Regions from separate parts of the Homo sapiens genome. Here regions 2, 3 and 4 are each linked to region 1. The links are chromatin loops, found by intact Hi-C in ENCODE. Cell type or tissue: IMR-90. All regions are shown on one strand. Links, peaks and the distances in the headings refer to the core of each region. The heading gives the core; the rest is flanking DNA. Region 1 overlaps UMAD1 (UBAP1-MVB12-associated (UMA) domain containing 1). Region 2 overlaps RPA3 (replication protein A3). Region 3 overlaps ICA1 (islet cell autoantigen 1). Region 4 overlaps ICA1 (islet cell autoantigen 1).

Region 1 (6,048 bases), core at 583-5,582:
TCTTACATGTATTAGCTTGCATTTTCTTAGGCTGAATCTCACTATTTCCTGTGATATTTCTAAACCTTTTTGGTATCTTCTTTTCTACTGCTATTTGAGATGCTTCCCAATTTACTATCATTTCTAAAACTAGTTGACATACTTCATTTCCAATTTTAGATTTTTAATGAAAATGCAAAGGAAAACCAGATAATGTATCTTCCTAGAGGCTGTATTATTTCATCTCAGAATGAATTTAAGTAAAAGCTGTAAATCATTATGCTATTAAGTCAAGTAAACCTGAACTGTTTACTTATTACATAAATCACTCTACTATTTTTGTAACTAATTTTGCAGTTTTAGTAGAGATGGGGTTTCTCCATGTTGGTCAGGCTGGTCTCAAACTCCTGACCTCAGGTGATCTGCCAGCCTCAGCCTCCCAAAGTGCTGGGATTACAGGCGTAAGCCACCACGCCCGGCCTAAATTTCAATCTTAAATATATTTAAATTTTTAAAATTCAAACGTCTTTGTTACTCCAATGACTGGAAAAATGTCATTGGCTTTGCATGTTCTCATTTATAAATGAGAGCTAAACATTGAGCACACATGGACATAAACACAGGAATGACAGACACTGTGGTCTACTGGGGGTGGAGGAGGGAGGAGAATGTGGGCTGAAGAACCACTTATTGAGTACTAGGGTCACTACCCAGGTGATGGGATCCATACCCCAAACCTTAGCATTATGCAATAGTCCCATATAACAAACTTGCGCATGCACCCCTTGTATCTAAAATACAGGCTAAAATTTAATTGAAGAAAAATTAATAAAGAAATAATTTTAAAATGTCATTGGCTTTAATTAAATAAAAAGCACTTCAATTAAATATCAATTATCCATATTTAATATTTTAAATACTACCTATGTTTATGACAGTAATATACATTTTTCCCTACTAGGCTGTTTATAACTTGTATCCTATGCTCAAAACATTTAAAAATATAATTTGGCTAGAGAATTTCAGGATATTTATTTCCTAAATACTAGGTTTCCATAAACATAAAACTCCTGTTTTATATCATTGTTTATTTAATATCACTCTGATATTCTCTATTTTCGTTTAAGAGTGCCGGCTTAAAAGCATTTAAAACAATCAAACCTGCTAAAATTAATGTTATTCAATGCATTTTAAATTAAATCCATTAAATCTTACATATATGTAATGTGCTTTCAACTCATGAAGCCTTCGACGAAAACAAATTCTAATCCAGCCCAGGAAAGTGAAGAGTTAAGTGTGCAATTTAGGAAAGAAATATGGCAAGTCCATATATGTGACTCAGTCTTCGAGTGATGTTTATATCACTCTAAGACAGGGAATCCTGTCTCTGTCTGCACTATATTATGATCCTTGTCATCGCCTGCCCTGGAGCAGTTGCATATGCATCTACTTCTCCCACTAAGCAAGTCTCTCTTGAAGGGCAGAAGCAAACGAAACCTTTGTAATTTCCATGAGGCATCCCATAGCAATTTGCACAAAGCAGTCACACAATCAATGTTAAGTTATCAGAAGAGCAAAGTTCTTGACTTTGCCTTAACACACAAGACCCACGAAAAATGAAAGGAAAAGTAACTTACACACATGGGGTGGGGTTAGTGGTAGTGGTGGTAAGAATGTTAGCAAGAAACCTCGAATGAAAATATTAAAATGTGTTGTGACTTAATCAGTCACTGATGTACTTAAACAAGAGTCAAGATTTTTTTTTAAGTAACTTTTCATACTTCCCAAGTTAGAAGCTGGGGAAGCTTCATTATTTTGTTTGAAAGTTCTCCGAATTAGACACACCCATATGACACAGCCAATGTAAATAATTTGTTCTCCTGGTGTTGCCACTGCTGAACAATGATGAACGGATCAACAGTACAGATATTCCCCAAGGAAGAGTGACCTACTGTGTAAAAAATACATCCCGAAACAAGGAACTGTATTTAGGATAGGTTTCTACTTTCTGAATTCTGGCACGCCCTTAGTCCCTAACTGCCTATGAATCAGTCTCCTGAAAAACCTGCAACTGATCTTTCAAAAGCAATGCAATTCAATTAAACAAACATTTATTGAGCGCCCACTGTATAAAAAAGCACAAGAATGGAAACTGAGGGAAAAGGGCCTGCAAAGGAGACGGATAAGAAGCAACGTTCAGAATAGAAAGAAAAGATACAGAAGAGAGGGGTGTATGGAATACAAAAGAGGAACTGGTCAACATTCTCAGATGTCACAAGGGGGGAGAGCTGAGATTCTAGAAGAAAAGGTATCAAAATTCTTACTAAGTAAATGCAAACAATTGGGATCAATAAATAATAAGATGAGTGTCTTTCCATGTAAAGAATGATTCTGCCTTATAAATCTATTCCCCAATAATAAGTTCTAGTTCTATTAATGTCACTACTAACCTCCCTACCATCCAAACTTGAGATTTCTTCCTTTTCCTTTTAATAAGAAATGTGATCCGTTACCAAGTCCTATTACTCGCACCCACAAAATTTGTGTACTGCACAAGGATGTGAAAAGGAGAGGAGCATTGAAACCAAAGACATATCTTTAATAATTTTCCAGCAGATGGCAGTCAAGTGTCTTATTCTAATAAACATATTACAACAATTTTCTAACAGATGGAAGTAAAATGTCTTAAAGAAGTGGTACTTTTTTTTTTTTAGTTAGGTCTCACTTTTATCACCCAGGATGGAGTACAGTGACACGATCACAGCTCACTGTATCCTTGACCTCCTGGACTCTGGTGAGTCTCCTAAATCAGCCTCCCGAGTAGCTGGGACCACAGGCACATACCACCATATTGGCTAATTTTTTGTATATTTTGTAGAGACAGGGTTTTACCGTGTTGTCTGAGCTGAACTTGAATTCCTGGGCTCAAGCAATCTGCCCACCTTGGCCTCCCAAAGTACTAGGATTACAGGCGTCAGCCACCGTGCCCAGCTGGGGTGACCTTTTCATAATTCACAAAATGCACTAAGCAGGTCAGTGGTGGTCCTGCCCACAGTATTTCCTATCTATTTTCCAGCCTTCATTCTGGCTGCAGCTACCACAGATCTGATTCACATAGTATCTTGCAATAGCTTCCAAAATGATCCCCTAATTTCTCCATACTTCAGTCCATCCCACAAGCATTTGAAAAAATTCCCAAAAGTGCTGTTTTGCTAGTAAAACTTTTCAAAAAATCTTCAGTGGTACTGTTATTTTCTTCAATCTCACATTCAAGGCCCTTCATAGCATGTCCTTAACCTTCTCTTTTAGTCTATTCTTTCACTGTGCCCAGGAGGTGCCCTACTCCTAGCTGAACCTAATTACTCTCTACCTTACATATGTCCTGTCCTTCCCTGCCTTGCTATCTTTGTTCATGTCATTTCCTCTGCCTTGAATGCTATCCAAACTCAGTCTTCCTGCCATAAGTGCTAAATTACATTCAGTAGTATATTCTGGGGAGAGGTTTTTGGATGACTTAATATTGTCTTCAGCAAGCATCTAAAGAAAAATCCCCTCACTTTGGCTTTGGTTGGTATTCCAGTTATCTATTGGTGTATAATAAACTACTTATAACTCAAGACAATTATTATTATTATTATTATTATTATTATTATTATTATTATTTTGTATTTTTTTGTATTTTTAGTAGAGACAGGGTTTCACCGTGTTAGCCAGGATGGTTATTTGTATTATATCTCACAGCTCTGTGAGTCAAAAATTCGGGCAGAGCTTGAGCATTTCTTCTGTTCTGTGTAGTGATGTTAGAGGTTGCTCTAGGGTACTGGTAGTCAGAAAACAGTTGAAGGACAACTTCACTCACATTTGGTAGAATGGCTAGAAAGTTGGGTTCAGCTGGGAACGTCAACCAGATCATCTATACACATGCCTCTACAGCATGATGGCCTCAAGCTGGTTGGACTTCTTAAATGGTGGCTCCGGGCTCCAAGAGCAAGTGTTCCAGAAAACAAAGCAGAAGTCACATGGCCTTTTGCAACTGACCCTTGTAAGCCAGGGTCTCTTTGGCCATATTCTATTGACTGAGGCAGTCATCAGCTCGTCTAGATTCAAGAGGAGGGGGCGTCGACACAACTTTTCAATGGGAGAGTGTCAAAGAATATGCAGCCATGTTTTAACACTGCCTAAGTTAGGGAAGAAGGGGGATAATATGGCAGACTGTCTCCCAGAAAGTCTGAGCCACTTCTCTTACTGTTCCCTGAATATGTCATGGTCTTATACTTTTTCCCCTCGTATATCTTTCCTCTGCCTGGAAAGCATCTCCATTCCTCCTTCTTCCCTACAAGCATGTCTAATTGTCATACACCTTTAAGGTCTTCATCCCTAAAGGACCAGCTTAAATTTCCCTTCCTCCAAGACTCCTTCCTAGATCCTTTCAGTCAGTTTTAATCTCGTTTCAGGTTCCCTGGTACTTTTTTCTTCATGATAGTACTTTTCCCATTTACAATTTTACATTAGATTTTCATTTATGTACGAAGCAAAAAAGAGAGAAAGGCAAAAAGAAAAATAGAATGCTGTAAGCCCCGTGGCCTTGTAAATTCTCAGTCAAGTTTAAAGAGGGCGCAAAATGCTCGATGTAACCGGACTCTTATGGAATCAAGTAGAGGGCCTGAGTCCTCTGTCCAGGCTGATGCCGGATGAAGGTGACCCAGCACATGTAGACAACATACTTTAAAATATATTATTTATATGTTTATTCTAAATTAATAGCAGTTGTAATTCCTGTAGAGTCCAGGAAAGATAAACAAACTTGGGGAGAAGGAAGGTTTAGTGTCCTGTGTCCTGCTTAATGATAGTTTCTAACACTACATACACTTTTGTCCTCAAAAATGTTGCAAATGGAAGTTTCTCATGTCAGAGTAAAATCCATATCCGGCATAATCTACTGAAGAGATATACTAATGGGCCTGTGAGGTAACACAAACAACAAAAGCCAGTAATTCAAGCTATCCAGTTTAAATAACCATGTAAGAAGTGCAATTTTGAGCTAGAAAAGATCTAGTTCAATCTTATGATGAAAAATCTGAGGCCCACAGAATTTGACTAGTCCCCAAAGAACTCATTTTCTGTATAAAAACAAACACAACAAAACCAAAGCTACAAAGATCCGTGAAGCAAGATATGTACAAAAACTTGTGTGGCAGTATTGTCTCTAACAGGGTGGGGAGAGAGAGAGTGTCCACAAATGCCCACCACTCGGAGAAAGGATAAACTGTGGTACCTTCATACAAAGAAACATTACGCAGGAGTCAAAATTAATGAACTAGAGCTACAAACATCAACATGTATAAATCTGAAAAATGCAACATTGAATAAGAAGGTAAATTGCAGAATACAAAGAAAATGACAAGACTTATATAAAATGTTTAAATAAGTAAAACGGTACTTTAAATAGGTTGGAACTACACACCATATATGGTAAAAGTATAAGAAAATGGCATGGGAATGAATGGCTTCTTCAATGGAGGCTGAAGGTGCAGAGGCAGCTTCCACAGTATCCACCCACTATGTTTTCTTTCTAAAGCTGGATGGTAGGTATGTGGATGTTGGTTGTATTATACTTTATAACTTTTATAAAGCTTAATTATTATATAAAAAAATTTAAAGATAAAAAGATGGGTAAAAACAGCTTTTACACTTTCTTAAGATCTTCGCTATAAAAATTCAGCATAAACAGAGGGAAATAAAGATTAGGCAGTCTACATAGGGAATGATTCAAGACCACTGGGATAGGCTACGTGAGAAAAAGGGAAAGCAAAGACGACTCTAGTTCTCAAAATAAGGTAAGAAAAACAAACCAAAAATCCAGCCAAGGCCAAACGCGGTGGCTCATGCCCGTAACCATAGCACACTGGGAGGCTTGGCAGAACGACTGCTTGAGCCCAGGAGTTCAAGACCAGCCTGGTCAACATAGGGAGAACCCTGTCTCTAATTAAAAATAATAATAATAATGTAAAAATAATTTTAAAAAAACCCAAACAAGCAAGCACATTTTAAAAATCTTAAATAAACCAC
Region 2 (6,048 bases), core at 524-5,523, 98 kb after region 1:
AACTTTTTTTTTAATAACCAAAAAATGGAAACAACCCAAATGTCCAATAACAGGTAAATGGATTTTTAAAAACTGCCATATGCATCCCATTCGGTAGTAAAAGGGAAACAAAATAGTGATACATGCTACAACATGCAACGATCTCAAAAAAAAAAAAAGCTGATGGAAAGAAGCCAGACAATATAAAAGTTCATACTATATGATTCCATTTATATAAGCTTCTCAAAAATACAAACTAGTGTACAGTGAAAGAAAGTATATCAGAGGTTGCCTGGGGAGGGGAGGAACACAGAGGGAACAAAGGAAGGAGGGATGACAAGGGAGTAGCAGGAAACTCTTGGAAGTGATGGGTATGTTCATTATCTTGACAGCAGTGACTGTTTCAGCAGTATAAGCACACATCAAAACTCATCAAATTGTATATTTTCAATGTGTTACTGATCCAATCTCAATAAAGTTCTTTAAAAATTTATTGACACAATTAGATGTCACATGTAAGTTTTAGTTCACAATTATTGGGAAAATTGTCTCAAATCTCTTAACCCACTTTGTGTTACAGGGACAGTCTTTATATAAAAAGCAAAATGTTTCTTTTCTGCATGCATCACACAAAACTAGAAAATAAAAGGACACTGTATTGACTTTTAATGGTATACACAGACTGCGTATAAAAGGGCCTGCCTAATTGCTTAGCAGGGCAGATCCTATTGTTCAGAATAGAGGTAGGAGAGCACTAGAATATATTTCTTTTTTCCTATTACTCCAAGGCTTCCCTTTTAAGTAATATTATCCATGACAAAAGGATTAGGCAACATGGTTTTCTCAATTTGATTATCTCCTTTGAATTTCAACAGACTACTAGTTAATGTAAATATATCAAATAGACTAAAATTCCTGTGTGATTGATGCAGCTACTGTCTATAGACAGAATAATGTAAATACATGTGTATGAATGTGTGTGTGTGTGTATATATATATATCTATATATCACCCACACACATTTTATTCCAAATACAATAAATATGTAAATTTCACAGTGCTGAAAAATTAAAATCCTGAACGATGTTTAACCTTCCTCCTTTTGTACAGTGAAATGCATGATTATGCAAATATAAAAATTTAGACAACAAGTTTACTAATTTCTCCTCAGAGATACCAATACAGTACAGAGGAAGGTAGGCCATGCTTTTGGTAGCTTTAATCTTGAGTGATAAGAATACACAACCTAAAACAACGCTAGAAAGCATAAAACATTCCAGAAAGATCAATGTGAATTAGAACTCTGGTAGGCTGCGCAGACTAGGTAGCCTTGAGTTTAACTTCATCTGATGTGTATAAACAAAGAAGAGAAGGAAGGCCTTTCCTGTAGGAAGGATCAACATGAACAAAAAGCATAGTGGGTATAGAGGAAAGCAAAGAGATTAACCTCACTAGAGGAAGGAACCATGTAGATAAGCAACAGAAATCAAGACTGCAAAAGAAGGGAAGAAATAAATTACTGAAGAGTTGTAAGCGTCAGGAAAGTGTCAGCATATTCAGAGTGGCAAAACAGGATTTGTTGGACATTACTGGGCAGTCTGGAGTCTTGAGCAAAGTATTTAAGAGAGATTAAATGTAAAATAGCATGCTAGAGAGACTGAGAAGAGCCTGGAGCCAAGAAGTTAAGACAGTTGTACTGAAACGGGACTGGATTAAGATGGGTGAAGTTTGAATGAGAAAAGAAGGGATGTACAGAAATGATATGGAAAAGTGGTATTATGAATAAGAAAAGGAAAAGTAGGGGACTTTATCTTAAGAGAAGAAAATAATAGTAAATTCCATTTCAATCTGATTTTCCAAGACAAACTGGAAATCCAGCTATTATGTAAAAATCTAGGTTTTAAATAATAGCAAGAAATTCACGATGTTTACAAATACTGTGCAGATGGTAGAAATCCTCTAAAACTGGACTTGGCCTTCAGGTGGCAAAGTGTTTTAGACCTAGGTTAGGAATTAATAGCCTAAATCTAATCAGTAGAAGGAAAAATTGTTTAATACTTTAGAATTCAGTAGATTTCCTGGCTAGCTCACCCATTCAGGTTATTCCCACCTTTGCTTGTTTTGACTAGGCTATTTTATAAATCTGTAGGAATAGGAGATCAGTTGTATAAAACTGATAGTCATGCATGTAATTCCTATCCATAAAAATGCTTCTGGTAAAATGCATTCGTTATTGCCCCGGGGATACTAACCAATTTTGCATCCATTTATAAATTTTACATTCCTTATTTGCCTATCAGTGTGTGATGAGGCTTTGAGTTCTCTTTTGAACCAGTTGCAGTATCTCACTAGTTCTCTCCTTAATTAACAAGTTCAGTATTTAACAGATTTTAGATTCATAGTAGAGACCTGATTTAATCCTCTTTTAAAATTTATCCTTTAGTATCAGTTAGACTACTAATTAGTATTACATAAAGACTCTCCCCCTGTTTTTCCGTCCCACCTAGGTTTTTTATTTTGTAGTTTTTGATATTGGTGTAATGGGGAAGAGGTACAGATGCCTGAGAGGATAAGCAAGAGAAGACATTTAAACTGATGTCACTTTTCAGCTCCACAGAACAGCTTGGAAACTAATTAATTAAATTGATTAACATAAATTTTACTTCCACCTCTCTTATTTATGCTCAGACTTTTAAAAAATGAAAGAAAAACAAAGAAAGAAAAAACTATCTTAGATTTAGGTGTTTGCTTCAAACTGCAAGTTCCAACCCTTGAGTGGAAGTAAACAATTTAGCAGGTCAAGACCAGACTTTTTTTTTTTAATGGAATGAAATAGGAAGAAAAAAAAAGTAGGGGAAGAGGGAAAGAAGGCAAAAAGATTGAGAGCATTATACATGGTAACTAATGCTTTATAAACTTTCGCATTTGGGTGCCTGTGCTGGGTTATAATAAGAAATCTATTTTCTAGTTTGGGCTACAGGCAAAAAAGGCTTTTTCAAAGCACTCACACACTTCTTTAAATTTTTTTGAGAAAATTATGTACTTTTTAATTTCACATCTAAAACTTTCCATTGAAAATTATAAAGGACATAGTTTCTAGCATACTATAAATATTTACATGTTGAAACAAAATCATTATATCTTTCTTTTAAATTTATTCAACAAAATCTAAACACCACAACATTTTAACACTCACCATTAACCATTTTAAAAATACATGAAGAGGGGTTGCTGGCAAGATGGCCGAATAGCAACAGCTCCATCTGCAGTTCCCAGTGAGATCAACACAGAAGGCGGGAGATTTCTGAATTTCCAACTGAGGTACCCGGCTCATCTCATTGGGACTGGTTAGACAGTGGGTGCAGCCCAAGGAGGGCGAACAGAAACAGGGTGGGGTGTCGCCTCACCCAGGAGGCATAAGGGGTTGGGAAACTCCCTCCCCTAGCCAAGGGAAGCCTTGAGGGACTGTGCGGTGAGGAACAGTGCACTCCGGTCCGGATACTACGCTTTTCCCACGGTCTTCGCAACCCACAGACCAGGAGATTCCCGCCGGTGCCTATGCCACCACGGACCTGGGTTTTAAGCACAAAACTGGGCGGCCATTTAGGCAGACATCGAGCTAGCTGCAGGAGTGTTTTCTTTTTTCATACCCCACTGGCCCCTAGAACGCCAGCAAAACAGAACCATTCACTGCCCTGGAAAGGGGGCTGAAGCCAGGGAGCCAAGTGGTCTAGCTCAGTGGATCCCAACCCCATGGAGCTCAGCAAGCTAAGATCCACTGGCTTGAAATTATCGCTGCCAGCACAGCAACCTGAAGCTGACCTGGGACACTCGAGCTTGGTGGGGGGAAGGGCATCTGCCATTACTGAGGCTTGAGTGGGCCGTTTTCCCCTCACAGTGTAAACAAAGATGCCGGGAAAGATCCAACTGGGCACAGCCCTCCACAGCTCAGCAAAGCCGCTGTAGCCAGACTGCCTCTCTAGATTCCTCCTCTCTGTGTAGGGCATCTCTGAAAGAAAGGCAGCAGCCCCAGTCAGGGGCTTATAAACAAAACTCCCATCTCCCAGGGACAGAGCACCTCGGGGGAAGGGGCAGCTGTGGGTGCAGCTTCAGCAGAATTAAACGTCCCTGCCTGCCAGCTCTGAAGAAAGCAGTACATCTCCCAGCACAGCATTCAAACTCTGCTAAGGGTCAGACTGCCTCCTCAAGTGGGTCCCTGACACCCATGTCTCCTGACTGGGAGACACCTCCCAGCAGGGGCCGACAGACACCTCATAGAGGAGAGCTCTGGCTGGCATCTGGTGGGTGCCCCTCTGGGACAAAGCTTCCAGAGGAAGGAACGGGCAACAATCTTTGCTGTTCTGCAGCCTCTGCTGATGATCCCTAGGCAAACAGGGTCTCGACTGGACCTCCAGCAAACTTCAGCAGACCTGCAGCACACGGGCCTGTCAGAAGGAAAACTAACAAACAGAAAGGAGGAGCATCAACATCAACAAAATGATGTCCACTCAGAAACCCCACTGAAAGGTCACCAGCATCAAAGGCCAAAGGTAGATGAATCCACAAAGATAGGGACAAACCAGCGCAAAAAGGCGGAAAATTCCAAAAACCAGAATGCCCCTTCTCCTCCAAAGGATCATAACTCCTCAGCAGCAAGGGAACAAAAATGGTGAGTTTGACAAATTGAAAGAAGGAGGCTTCAGAGATGGGTAATAACAAACTCCTCTGAGCTAAAGGAGCATGTTCTAACCCAACGCAAGGAAGCTAAGAACCTTGGAAAAAAAGGTTAGATGAATTGCTAACTAGAATTACCAGTTTAGAGAAGAACATAAATGACCTGCTGGAGCTGAAAAACACAGCACAAGAACTTCCTGAAGCATACACAAGTATCAATAGCCGAATCAATCAAGTGGAAGAAAGGATATCAGAGATTAAAGATCAACTTAATGAAATAAAGCATGAAGACAAGATTAGAAAACAAAACAAAAAAAAAACAATCAAAAGGAATGAACAAAGCCTCCAAGAAATATGGGACTATGTGAAAAGACCAAATCTACATTTGATTGGCGTACCCGAAAGTGACAGGGAGAATAGAACCAAGTTGGAAAACACTCTTCAGGATATTATCCAGGAGAACTTCTCCAACCTAGCAAGACAGGCCAACATTCAAATTCAGGAAATACAGAGAACACCACAAAGATAATCCTCGATAAGAGCAACCTCAAGACACATAATTGCCAGATTCACCAAGGTTGAAATGAAGGAAAAAATGTTAAGGGCAGCCAGAGAGAAAGGCTGGGTTACCCACAAAGGGAAGTCCATCAGACTAACAGTGGATCTCTCTGCAGAAACCCTACAGGCCAGAAGAGAGTGGGGCCAATAGTCAACATTCTTAAAGAAAAGAAGTTTCAACACAGAATTTCATATCCAGCCAAACTAAGCTTCATAAGCAAATGAGAAATAAAATCCTTTACAAACAAGCAAATGCTGAGAGATTTTGTCACCATGAGGCCTGCCTTACAAGAACTCCTGAAGGAAACACTAAACATGGAAAGGAACAACAGGTACCAGCCACTGCAAAAACATACCAAATTGTAAAGACCATCAACACTATGAAGAAACTGCATCAACTAACTGGAAAAATAACCAGCTGGCATAATAATGGCAGGATCAAATTCACACATAACATTATTAACCTGAAATGTAAATGGGCTAAATGCCCCCAATTAAAAGACACAGACTGGCAAATTGGATAAAGAGTCAAGATCCATCAGTATGTTGTATTCAGGAGACCCATCTCATGTGCAAAGACACACATAGGCTCAAAATAAAGGGATGAAAGAATATTTACCAAGCAAATGGAAAGCAAAAAACAGCAGGGTTTGCAATCGTAGTCTCTGATAAAACAGACTTTAAACCAACAAAGATCAAAAGAGACAAAAAGAGCATTACATAATGGTAAAGGGATCAATGCAACAAGAAGAGCTAACTATCCTAAATATATATGCCTCCAATACAGGATCACCCAGATTCATACAGCAAGTTCTTAGAGACTTACAAAGAGACTTA
Region 3 (5,000 bases), core at 1-5,000, 430 kb before region 1:
GCCCAAAGAGGCTCCCATTCGCCAAATATGGGATCATTTAAGCGTTAAAATAAATTACTAATTTAAATAAATAATTTTAGTAAGTGTAATACTATTGAATAAAGTAAGAATCCATGAGCTACTTTGATATAAACAAACAAAGGAGAACAAATAAAGTAGAAAGCCAACCAATAAATGTAGAATGTTGAAAATCAAAAATCATATTTTGCAAGCCATCATAAACATAATTGATTCAGTCAAGAATCATCTATGAATATGAAAACTAATGGATGGAAGTTTAATGAGATATAGGATCTTTACGTTGTCTTTACATTGTTTCAAATTATATTGTATTATTTACAATGGGTGAAATAGTAACTCAAATGGAGAAACCTGGCAAACACCATCTTAACCAAAAGATTAAAGTTAACATCGCTAGTGGTGGGACTAACCAACAGCATGTGCCACATGATACCATGCACTGAGGAAAAGCCGGAATGACTTTTGTTATACTGTTAGAGGTGTATAACCTTAATTTAAGTGTGAGGACACATCAGACAACCCAAAATGTGGAACACTCTCTAAAATACCTGCCCTGAAAAAAGACAGACCCAGGAACTTCCCAGATTAAAGGAGACTGAAAAAACATGACAACTGAATGCAGTGTATGATTTTAGATTTTCTTTTGTTATAGAAGATATTATTGGGACAATTGATAAAATCACAATAAGGTCTGTAATATTAGATAACATTATTTCAATATTAATTTCCTGATTTCAATAATTGTACTGTGGTTATGTAAGAGAGTTCCCTATTTTTAGGAAATATATATTGAATTATTTAAGAATAAAGGAACTTTCTGTCTGCAATTTACTCTTAAACAGTTTAGGAAAAAATCTATGTGTGTTTGTATTTAGAAAATGAAACAAATGTAGTAATGTTTGGGTGAATTAACATTTTGGGAATCTGGGTGAAGGGTATCCAGGCATACAAAGAATTCTTGCAACTTTTCTAGAAGTCTGGAATTATGTTTAGTGTCTTTGTGATTTGAATTTTAATACGTTTCTTTATAATGTTCAAATTAAGAAATTAAACATCCAGTATATGAAAGAAGGAATGGCACTGAAAAAAGTGACATTAGTAGAGGTTTATATTGTGTTATAATATTATACAATATTATAATAATATGTAATATTACTATAGGCAATATGTATTATATAACACATATATACAGATGCTTCTTGACTTACAATGGAGTTATGCCCCAGTAAACCCATCAAGTTGAAAATATCCTAATCGGAAATGCATTTAATACACCAAACCTACCAAACAGCATAGCTTACCACAGGCTACCTTAAATGTTTTCAGAATGCCTACATTAGCCTACAGTGGGGCAAAATCATCTAACACAAAACCTATACTATACTACAGTGCTTAATATTTCACAGTAATTTATTGAACACTGTACTGACAATGAAAAACAGAGTGGTTGTTTGCGTACTTGAAGTACAGTTTCTGCTGAATACATGTTGCTTTTGCATCTTGGCAAAGTCAAAAACTCTAAGTCAAACAATCATAAATCAAACCATGGCAAATCCAGGACTGTCTGTACAATATTACAATACTGTATTTATGTTGTAGCTATTGTGATATAATTAGAATTATGTGCCAGCATGATTCTTTGCAAATTCAGTGAGACCTGGTCAATGTCTTTCAGATAAATTACCTAAGACTAGATGATAGCAGGGACATTATACATCAAAATAGTGATTTCAGTTACTCTCGTATAAAGTGGAGGGCAGGAACGATGGACAGCTATCATCTTAAAAGCTTATTGGAGTCAGACGATGGTTCCTCACATCTGCTGACCTGTAACTATGGAATAAACAACTCTGATGACCATTTGTTCATTATCATACTGGAGTCATGTTCCTGAGGAATTCCAGGGCAGTAAAAATTTAGAAGCTAAATGTTTAACTTTCCAGAATGTTTAATTTTTCTGCACTAAGTCAAAGCAAGGCTCATGGAAGCAAACTTCCTTGTTCCCTAAACACTCAGCCCAGAAAAATTGAGAGATCACACATGTAACCGTGAACTTTGCACTGTTAGATTTATAAACTTCACAAACCAAAAATAGTTTCTGTTGTTGATCCAAAAACCTCCATTCTAATGACAAACTTATGGTGGCTAAAAACCTTTTAAATGTTAGATTGAGTTCCTGCTTTGTCCCTCTGCATGTGATTGAGCCAGGTTAAGTTGATTTGAACCTGAGAAAAGAAACACATTGCCTCTGTAGGGTTTTCTAAGCCATCTGAATTGGTACTAAACCATTTCTGTGAGGTGTTAGAATCCTGCAGGGGGCACCAGAACATTCCAATGCAGTTGAACACATTTCATTAAGTCCAGAAGAGCTAACTGTATTACCTTATTATAATTGATTTCTCTACTGTAACGTTTTCAGTTCCATTAATATTATTTTTTTGTACATTTACTTTTACAACATTTGTGAGTTTATGGAATGTTTCTGCCTCTCTGAGGAGGCAGAGGAAGGAAAGAGATCATCTCTTGGATGAGTCCTTAGAAACTACAGCCATGTCTCCTCTGGGTAAATATGAAAGGTTTCAGCCCACTCGGAGAGTAAGGACTTTCCAAATGTTCCTAATCTGACTGCGGAAAAAAAAAAAACTGGAAGAAACTGAGAATTCAATTTACTTTCTTAGCCTTAAGGCTGTGTATAAGCTACCCTGTTATTATCATTATTAATAATAAACACAGTGAATGTCAGACAGGCACTTCATGGTAGATTTTTATATGAATTTTGTGCAAAAGTAAAGGGTTGCCAGGCTACTGCATAATATTACTCAGTTCTGGTCCAGGAGTACAAAATTCCACCAGGCCTCCTGAGCCCGTCCCTCCAATTAGTGGCTTACTTCATTACGAATAAAGAACCCTCATTACTGTGGGCCTTCAAGTGAAATAGGATCCCCTACCTCTTGAAATCCGCCTTTCTAAGTACAGACAGTTCCCAACTTACAAACAATCCACTTAAGAACCACCAAGGCATTCAGAGGCTGCTGTAGGCTCCTGCAGCTGCTGCCTGGGCCCCCTGCCCAGCCCCCCTGCCCAGCCCCCTCCCCACACTCCTGGTCTGCTCAAGGGAGCGCTGCCTACCCCCCTTGCAGAGCCAGCTGCCCACCTGCCCCTCGGACTGCAGGCTCGGAGCTGGGGGTTCAGTGAGGCCTCAGAGCTACCGCTGGTTTTATAGTTGAGCTCAGCTATGGGGTAAATAGGCTTTTGTGGCCTGGCCTGGGAACCGAACCACCATTTAAAAAAAAGAAGAAGAAAAAACCTGCCTCCATGGGAAAATGTATTCTGCATTCCCAATAGCCAGCCAACAAATGTTAGAATGACTGTGGGGGCTGTCTTCTGTCTTCATGCCCCTAGCAGAGCGAGGAGGCGAAAGAATCCGCCTGTGTGTTCTGGGTTCTGGGTCCAGCTCTAGCACTAAACCCAACATAGGACCTTAGTAAGCCCTTTAACCTCTGTGTATCACATCATCTGTAAGACAATAGGATTGTACTAAATGAGTTATAAGCCTCCTTCTAGTATAATGACCCCAATTGATCAAAGCTCTACCCTCATTTTATTCATTCAGAGGCATTTTACTCAGGGCACATGCTTTGTGCAGGCTCTGGGCTTGGTGGGAATACAGTCAAATAATACAGATCCCAGCACTCACAGGGTGCAGTGTTTACTTGGGGAGACAGATCTTTAAGTGAATGTTCATAAGTGCTATGATTGCAATGGGCACTGGGTTCTGTAAAAGCTCAGGAGGGTCTGAATCAGATGAAGTCTTTGCAGAGGGGTTGGCTCGCGGGCTCACTCCCCTGATTTCTATTTTAATTGACTCCTCTCCCAGGGTATCAAATCTGGTTCACTGGGAAGCATAGCTTCTGCATCTACCATCCTAACAGTTTGGCATGGTCCCCTGGCCTCATCAAGGAAAGTCTTGCCCTCCTCTTTGCGTCACTGAAAGATAGAATACAGGGATGCTCCCACCAAACCATAGTCTTGATTCCTGTAAGTACTGCCCTGAATGCTTGCTTCTTCTCTGCCCTAGGGAGCCATGGCCAAAAAAGGTTCTCTCTTGCTCTCCTTGGGGCCTTCCCTGCCCTGAAGAGAGGCAGGATTGGCAGCAACTCTGGTACTCCCAAGTTTAAAATATTCCTTACCTCCCAAAATATTTCTGAAGTCCCAGCTACCTCTTGCTGTCCTATATTTATAATGCCCTAATTATAATTCTACCAAAAATCCCTTCTAGGCTTCCACCCTTACTCCACACTCACTTTTAAAATAGTAACAATCGAAGTGATTCAAAGAAGTCACCTGTCATTTGGAAGGTGGCATAACAGAGTGGTTCAGGTTGGAATCTTGACTCTGTGCCTTGATATCGGACATTATGAAATTATGTCGGTATGAAGGTTCCTGGGCAAGGAAGCGACCATGGAAGAGCAGTTTTGAGGAGAGTTAATTTTGGTAGCTCTGTGTAGGATGCTACAAGAATGGAGAGGAGGGAAAAGATGAGAGATTTTCAGCGTAGAAATGATGAAACTTAGAAACCAAATAAGTGTGTCATTATGCAATGTGAACTTATATAACTTTCCTGTACTCTCAAAGTATCTTATTTATTTTGGTTCTATGAAAGCAGTTTGATAATTATAACTGGAAAATCTTTTCTTTTCATATAAATAACAAAACACCCCAAGAAAACATTATCTAAGAGTTTTTCCAATCCCCATTCCATTATGTTCCCTTAGGATGCCTTTAGCGTAAGAAACAGCCTGGTGCCTTGGTGAGGAACTCAGTCTCTGCAGTGAGCATCTCCTGGGTTCAAACTGTGGCTTCCCCACTTCGTAGCAGTATAATCTCAGGCAGGTTTCTTAACTTCTGAATATTTCAGTGTCTTCATCTGAAAAATGGAGACACAGTCAAGTACCATATAATGACATTTTATGATGGTG
Region 4 (5,000 bases), core at 1-5,000, 460 kb before region 1:
AGACAAACCAAAAAGTGAAAATTAAAAAGCAACTAAAATTTTTACTAATAAAATGATCTACTTTTAACCTCTTAATAGATACTTTCTGTGCATATAGGACCTTTTCCAACCTTGCAAGAATAATTGATTCCTAAAAAAATATTTCATAGAGTAAGTTGTCATGTGTTAAACATATAATTATCACTAACTTCAGTGAGAAAAATTCTTAGGCAAAGGAAGAGAAACAAAGAATCTAGAAATGAATAGAATAGTTAGGGAGATAGCTGAGGACTCTTGATGTCTTTAAGTAGAAGTCATCAGTTACACAAACCTTCACACCAGTGTTTGTTTTACAGACTTATTTGGTAGTCATTGCAACAGCCATATATTCTATTTGATGAAAGGTGAGTATTAAATTAAACCAACAGGGATAACAAGCTTACTTTATGGCACAACAATGTCTTTGAAAATAATCTGCAACATCTAGGTAGGACAGTGTGAGCAGGTTATTCTTATACAAGTACTCAATATTTAAAAACAATACTTTACAGAGAAGAAGAAAACTAGGGGAAATAGTAAAAGGAAATTTTTTCTTAAATAGTTCATTGCACCATTTGTAATCTTACCGTGCTACACGCACGTAAGGCATTGCAGACGTTGATGGAATTTCCAAAAGCTGACTTCAGTTCACTGACACCATTGTTCCCTTTAGCTAAATAAGTTTGCATTTAAATTGAAATTTAAATATTCATTTTTTGGCACCTGTGCCCTGAAACTTCATGAAGAAGAGTATATTTTAAGAGTATAATTCATCTGACATTGCTCATTTTTGGGTAGGGAGATGGAAGAAGCAGTGTTTTTCCCCAAGATAAGTATTTTATCCAAAGTTTAATATGCCTTAAATGTTTTTTGGCTGGGTAAAGGGCATATGTTATAGCCAACATTATAATAATTTTACACCTACTTCATCACTTTCATTTCTGGTATAGTATCCTCAAGGTTTTTTTAACAAGGATTAAATCATGTAACCTATCTGAAAGTGCTAACACACGACAGCCTCTCAGTAAATGTGCTGGTCCCCCTTCCTATACCATTTCAAAATGCTTCTGCTCATATTTCATTCCTCTGTGACTATTGGAGTGAGCAGCAGATGCCTTGGCCTTTGGAGAGTGATCTAAAATGGCCTAGTCGGAGAGATGCTAATCACATACGCTCCATTCCTCCTCAAAGGGCCAAATGTAGAAATGGGCAGTGGTCATGCCTTGGCCATCCTCCATGAACACGGGATTGGCCCCAGCTTCAAATGAGCACTCAGCCCAGGCTCAAGACCACCCCCAACAACGCGGATGGAGGTGCTTGCCAGTGGTCCAGTTAGTAGCAGTAAACTAAGGGATGGGTACATGGATAATCTTCTCTGGCTGACTAATCAGTTGGAACTACATGCATTTCGATTATTATTCAGCAAATATTGATGGAGCATCTTCTACATTCCAGGTACTGTTCTAGACTCACGAGTCTAAGATTGGCAGAATGTCAAGGATTTAAATTGCTCACTGGCTTAGTTTTGAGAGTGTGGCTTTGTCCTCTTGTCTAGGTTGGCCTTACGAAATCCTTTGTGTCGATTTCACCAAGAAGTGGAGACTTTTCGGCATCGGGCCATCTCAGATACTTGGCTGACGGTGAACCGCATGGAACAGTGCAGGACGGAATATAGAGGAGCACTATTATGGATGAAGGACGTGTCTCAGGAGCTTGATCCAGACCTCTACAAGCAAATGGAGAAGTTCAGGAAGGTAGGAGGTTTTATGAGGGTTAGCAGAAGGGGTACCTGCTGGAAGGTAATGAGGTGTGATTTGAATCCCTCTGGTGAAGAAGACATAACTCAAAAGCACCAAGGATGCAATTAATCATCGCTGGTGTCTTTTTATGTGACAGAATACCAATTAATGTGATACATAATTCTCTAAAGGATAAGATAGAAGAGACAGCTGGAAATTGCTGGGATTTCATAACTGCTTTTAATTGAAGTCAGATTTTCTTATAATGTGCACTTTTTGTAAGATTGTCACATTTAAATGCCTTTTCATGCATAACTAAAAATCAAGATTAGATCAAATGAATCTGGGAGGTTAGAACAGACTACTGGGGAAATCTTTTAAAATCGCTAATGCATATTAAAATTAATAGAATAATAATGCTCCTTTGTTTTGCGATATGTTCAGAAGCAGTGGGGTTTAGTTGCAGGGTTAACTCATGCAGCATTCCTCAGAAATTTTTCTGAGGAAAATATGTGGCTGAAGAGATGGCTATGCTCTTAAAGATTTGGATATGCACTGAAAGATTTGGTGAGCAGTAAAGAACAATCTTGTTGGTTTTTTAATTGTGTCAATTTAGCAGTTTGATTTTGTCATACAAGAATACATCACACCACTAGGTGGCAGTCTTACACTGAATATTTATGAAAATGCAGCGAGATTTTTGTTGTGTACAATCTTGGTAGTTCTTTGTTTGGTCGCCTGGATATATTTCAGAGTGTGAAAGAAAAAAGAATCAGCCAAATGTTAGGCTTGACATAATATTGTGTCAACTGTCTTACTCACTTCAAATGATCCATTTGTAATTGTGATATTGCTTAAAATCCCTAGATTTCTTATTATGTACATTATTGCAGAGCTACAAATAGAACCATCACTTGCGTTGGAGGTTAGCTGTGTAGAGGTGGAGGGAAGGAGGGACCTTCTGGTCCTTAAGAATACGGTCACCAATTCTTGACCTAGATATAGATTGATTTCTTTAAAGTCAAGTTTTATCTTGGTTTGTGATTTAGAACCCTTCCCTCTGAAGAGAAAGCAGGGTCCATTTTATTTCTGATCGCAGATGTTCTTCATGTGTCAGCAACATCTGACTTCTTCAAAAGGTAGGCTTCTGAATCATAGAAAATCAGGACTAAAAAGGCTGCTCATGATCCTCTGGTGAAACTCGCTCATCTTATAGAAGAGAAAAATCAAAGCCCCAAAATTGTAAATAACATTTTTAAAGGATTGCTAGCTAGATGCTGGTGAGCCCAGGCTACTTTTGAAGTTTTCTAACTTTCTAATCAGGCCAATAATTTGGTTTGTCTTTAGCACTTTATTTGAGGGTTGAGGAGAATGAAGAGGGTGAAAAAAATTGCCTGCAGGGCAGAGTGCTTATCATTTGTATCTGTTGCCTCCTTTACTCCTCACAATAACCAAGACACCGATTTTATTTTATAAGCGAGGAAAATGATACCCATGTTAGGAAATTAGCCCAAGATCAGAGAGGTAAATGAGAGTCAGAATCATTCAAAATACACATAATTTTCTTCTCTAAGAGAGAATACCTAAAATTGAAAAAGGCCTTTCATACTAATTCCTCTCTTGTGATTTATTCACTCAATTAATATTTATTGAACACCTCCTATGTGCCAGGTAATAAAGATAAATATATGATTATTCTGGAAGGCAGAAGAATTTTATGTGGAATTTTTTTTTTGGTTTTGTTTTGTGGGGGTGGTTACTAACTGTAAGGACGAAATAAAAACCAAGCCCGTTCGTCATTTGGTTTGAGTGTTGAAACATTACCCATTCCTTGGTGTCATCAGTCTGTTGATTTTGGAAAACATGTTTTTTTAAAAAAAAATCCTTTGCCATGCAGAAGTTGCTGAAGCCTTACTCCCCAATCCCATGTGTGCTGGATTCAATTTAACAGCTAAACATGGTGTACTTAGAATCTTTTTTTAAATAAGCCTGTCTTCAAGTGTATATTTGATTAGACCAGACTCTCCACAAGGACAGAAACCATGTTGGGGATCTTCACAGCCATCACCCCAGGGCCAGTCCAGCACTTGACCCCAAATGAGCACATACATAACAGATGACAAGATTCCAGGCACTGATTTGGAAGTGCCACACCCATGTTTTCTCAAACCTGTAGGGCATTCCCGCCATTTGCAGCTGACCTCATGATGTTTTGGAAATTGACTTATGTGGTTTTGCAGGTAAGAAGTTGCGTTATTAATGTGAGGCTTGCTGCCCTCTTTAGAATGAATTTAAATTGTGGAGTTTTCCCTTCACTTGGAGTTTACAACATGACATTTAACTTTGAGCAAGCTTTAGTGTTTTGTCCCAGTAGGATTCCATTTTAAACAGAGTCTCCATTTCTCTCCCAGGGATGTGTTACCTAAACGTGTTTCTGAGTCATCTAGGAGAGCTATCCAGCTGCAAGTGGCTCCTCAGGAGTGACTGTGGGAGGGGGAGTTTCAGTCTCCTCGGGGCCGGCTGCCACCTTCACGTCTTAAAGGATGAATCCTGAGCTAAAGTAGTATTTTGCTATAAATTCTCTTTTTTGAGTTCACACTTTCTGGTGGAGACAAAATTCTAATTCATACCTCATGGATGTGATCTCCCTATTTGGATTCCTTAGTATCCACTCATTCATTTATTTGTCCATTCAACAAATGATATTGAAGCTGGGCCCTGTTCAGGCAGCATCCAGGGGAATACAGCAGTAAGGAGGCAGATTGATCATTGCCATCTTGTCTTGTGCAGTCATCTGTGGATAGAGCAAGTAAACATAGTACAGCATGGTGAACAGTAGTGTCTGTGGTGGCGCATGGTGAACAGTAGTGTCTATGGTGGCACGTGGTGCTGCAGGAGCTCCTGGAAGGGGCTTCCTGGAGGAGGTGGCACTAAACAAAATGTGAAGGATGGGTAGGAAAGAGCTGGGTAGAAGGAGTAGAAGCAACAGAGCAGCATTCCTGGCTGAGAAAGCAATTTACGAAAGGCCTTTTAGGGGAAAGGAGCAGCGTGCTTAGAACCAGAGCACAGAAGGTGAGGTGAGTGTGGAGATGGGGGTGCCCTGACCATGGGGTTAGAAAGGGAGACAGGACTGGAATAGAAAAGACACCGCTCTAAGGGGACGGAGTAGTGGGAGGGTGTAGGGAAGGCAGGAGGCATGATCAGGTTTGTGTTCTTTGTAAGGTGGAGAAGGGATTGCGAGGG

What was found. Peaks named below come from ENCODE experiments on the same cell type or tissue, not always from the same donor. Only the 100,000 strongest peaks of a DNase experiment are listed, where the experiment ranks them.
Region 2: it touches region 1 in a loop (6-fold over the local background); 2 of 110 quality-filtered maps call a loop at or near these places.
Region 3: it touches region 1 in a loop (7-fold over the local background); 18 of 110 quality-filtered maps call a loop at or near these places.
Region 4: a loop joins it to region 1, with 12 times the contacts of the local background. A loop is called at or near these places in 39 of 110 quality-filtered maps.

The regions. Positions count from the first base shown.
Region 1 is chr7:7,758,007-7,764,054 of GRCh38, reverse strand. The region is part of intron 2 of UMAD1 (UBAP1-MVB12-associated (UMA) domain containing 1); the gene reads right to left. Among named protein-coding and RNA genes, the nearest start is that of RPA3, 42 kb to the right of the region's middle. In IMR-90, for the core only: a CTCF peak has its summit at 2,581 (motif pointing right); DNase peaks (open chromatin) are centred at 1,384 and 2,584; H3K4me3 peaks cover 799 bases; H3K27ac peaks cover 399 bases.
Region 2 is chr7:7,659,935-7,665,982 of GRCh38, reverse strand. All of the region lies in intron 4 of RPA3 (replication protein A3), which reads left to right. All of the region lies in intron 1 of UMAD1 (UBAP1-MVB12-associated (UMA) domain containing 1), which reads right to left. Among named protein-coding and RNA genes, the nearest start is that of UMAD1, 22 kb to the right of the region's middle. In IMR-90, for the core only: a CTCF peak has its summit at 3,234; no DNase peak of the experiment used is centred there.
Region 3 is chr7:8,187,883-8,192,882 of GRCh38, reverse strand. All of the region lies in intron 6 of ICA1 (islet cell autoantigen 1), which reads left to right. Among named protein-coding and RNA genes, the nearest start is that of ICA1, 72 kb to the left of the region's middle. In IMR-90, for the core only: a CTCF peak has its summit at 2,336 (motif pointing right); no DNase peak of the experiment used is centred there.
Region 4 is chr7:8,215,077-8,220,076 of GRCh38, reverse strand. ICA1 (islet cell autoantigen 1) reads left to right here. Exons shown (of 14, transcript NM_001136020.3): 6 at 1,574-1,772. It overlaps LOC124901587 (a long non-coding RNA gene), which reads right to left. Exons shown (of 3, transcript XR_007060207.1): 3 at 4,426-4,551. Among named protein-coding and RNA genes, the nearest start is that of ICA1, 45 kb to the left of the region's middle. RefSeq lists an enhancer at 3,939-5,000. In IMR-90, for the core only: a CTCF peak has its summit at 2,406 (motif pointing right); a DNase peak (open chromatin) is centred at 2,436.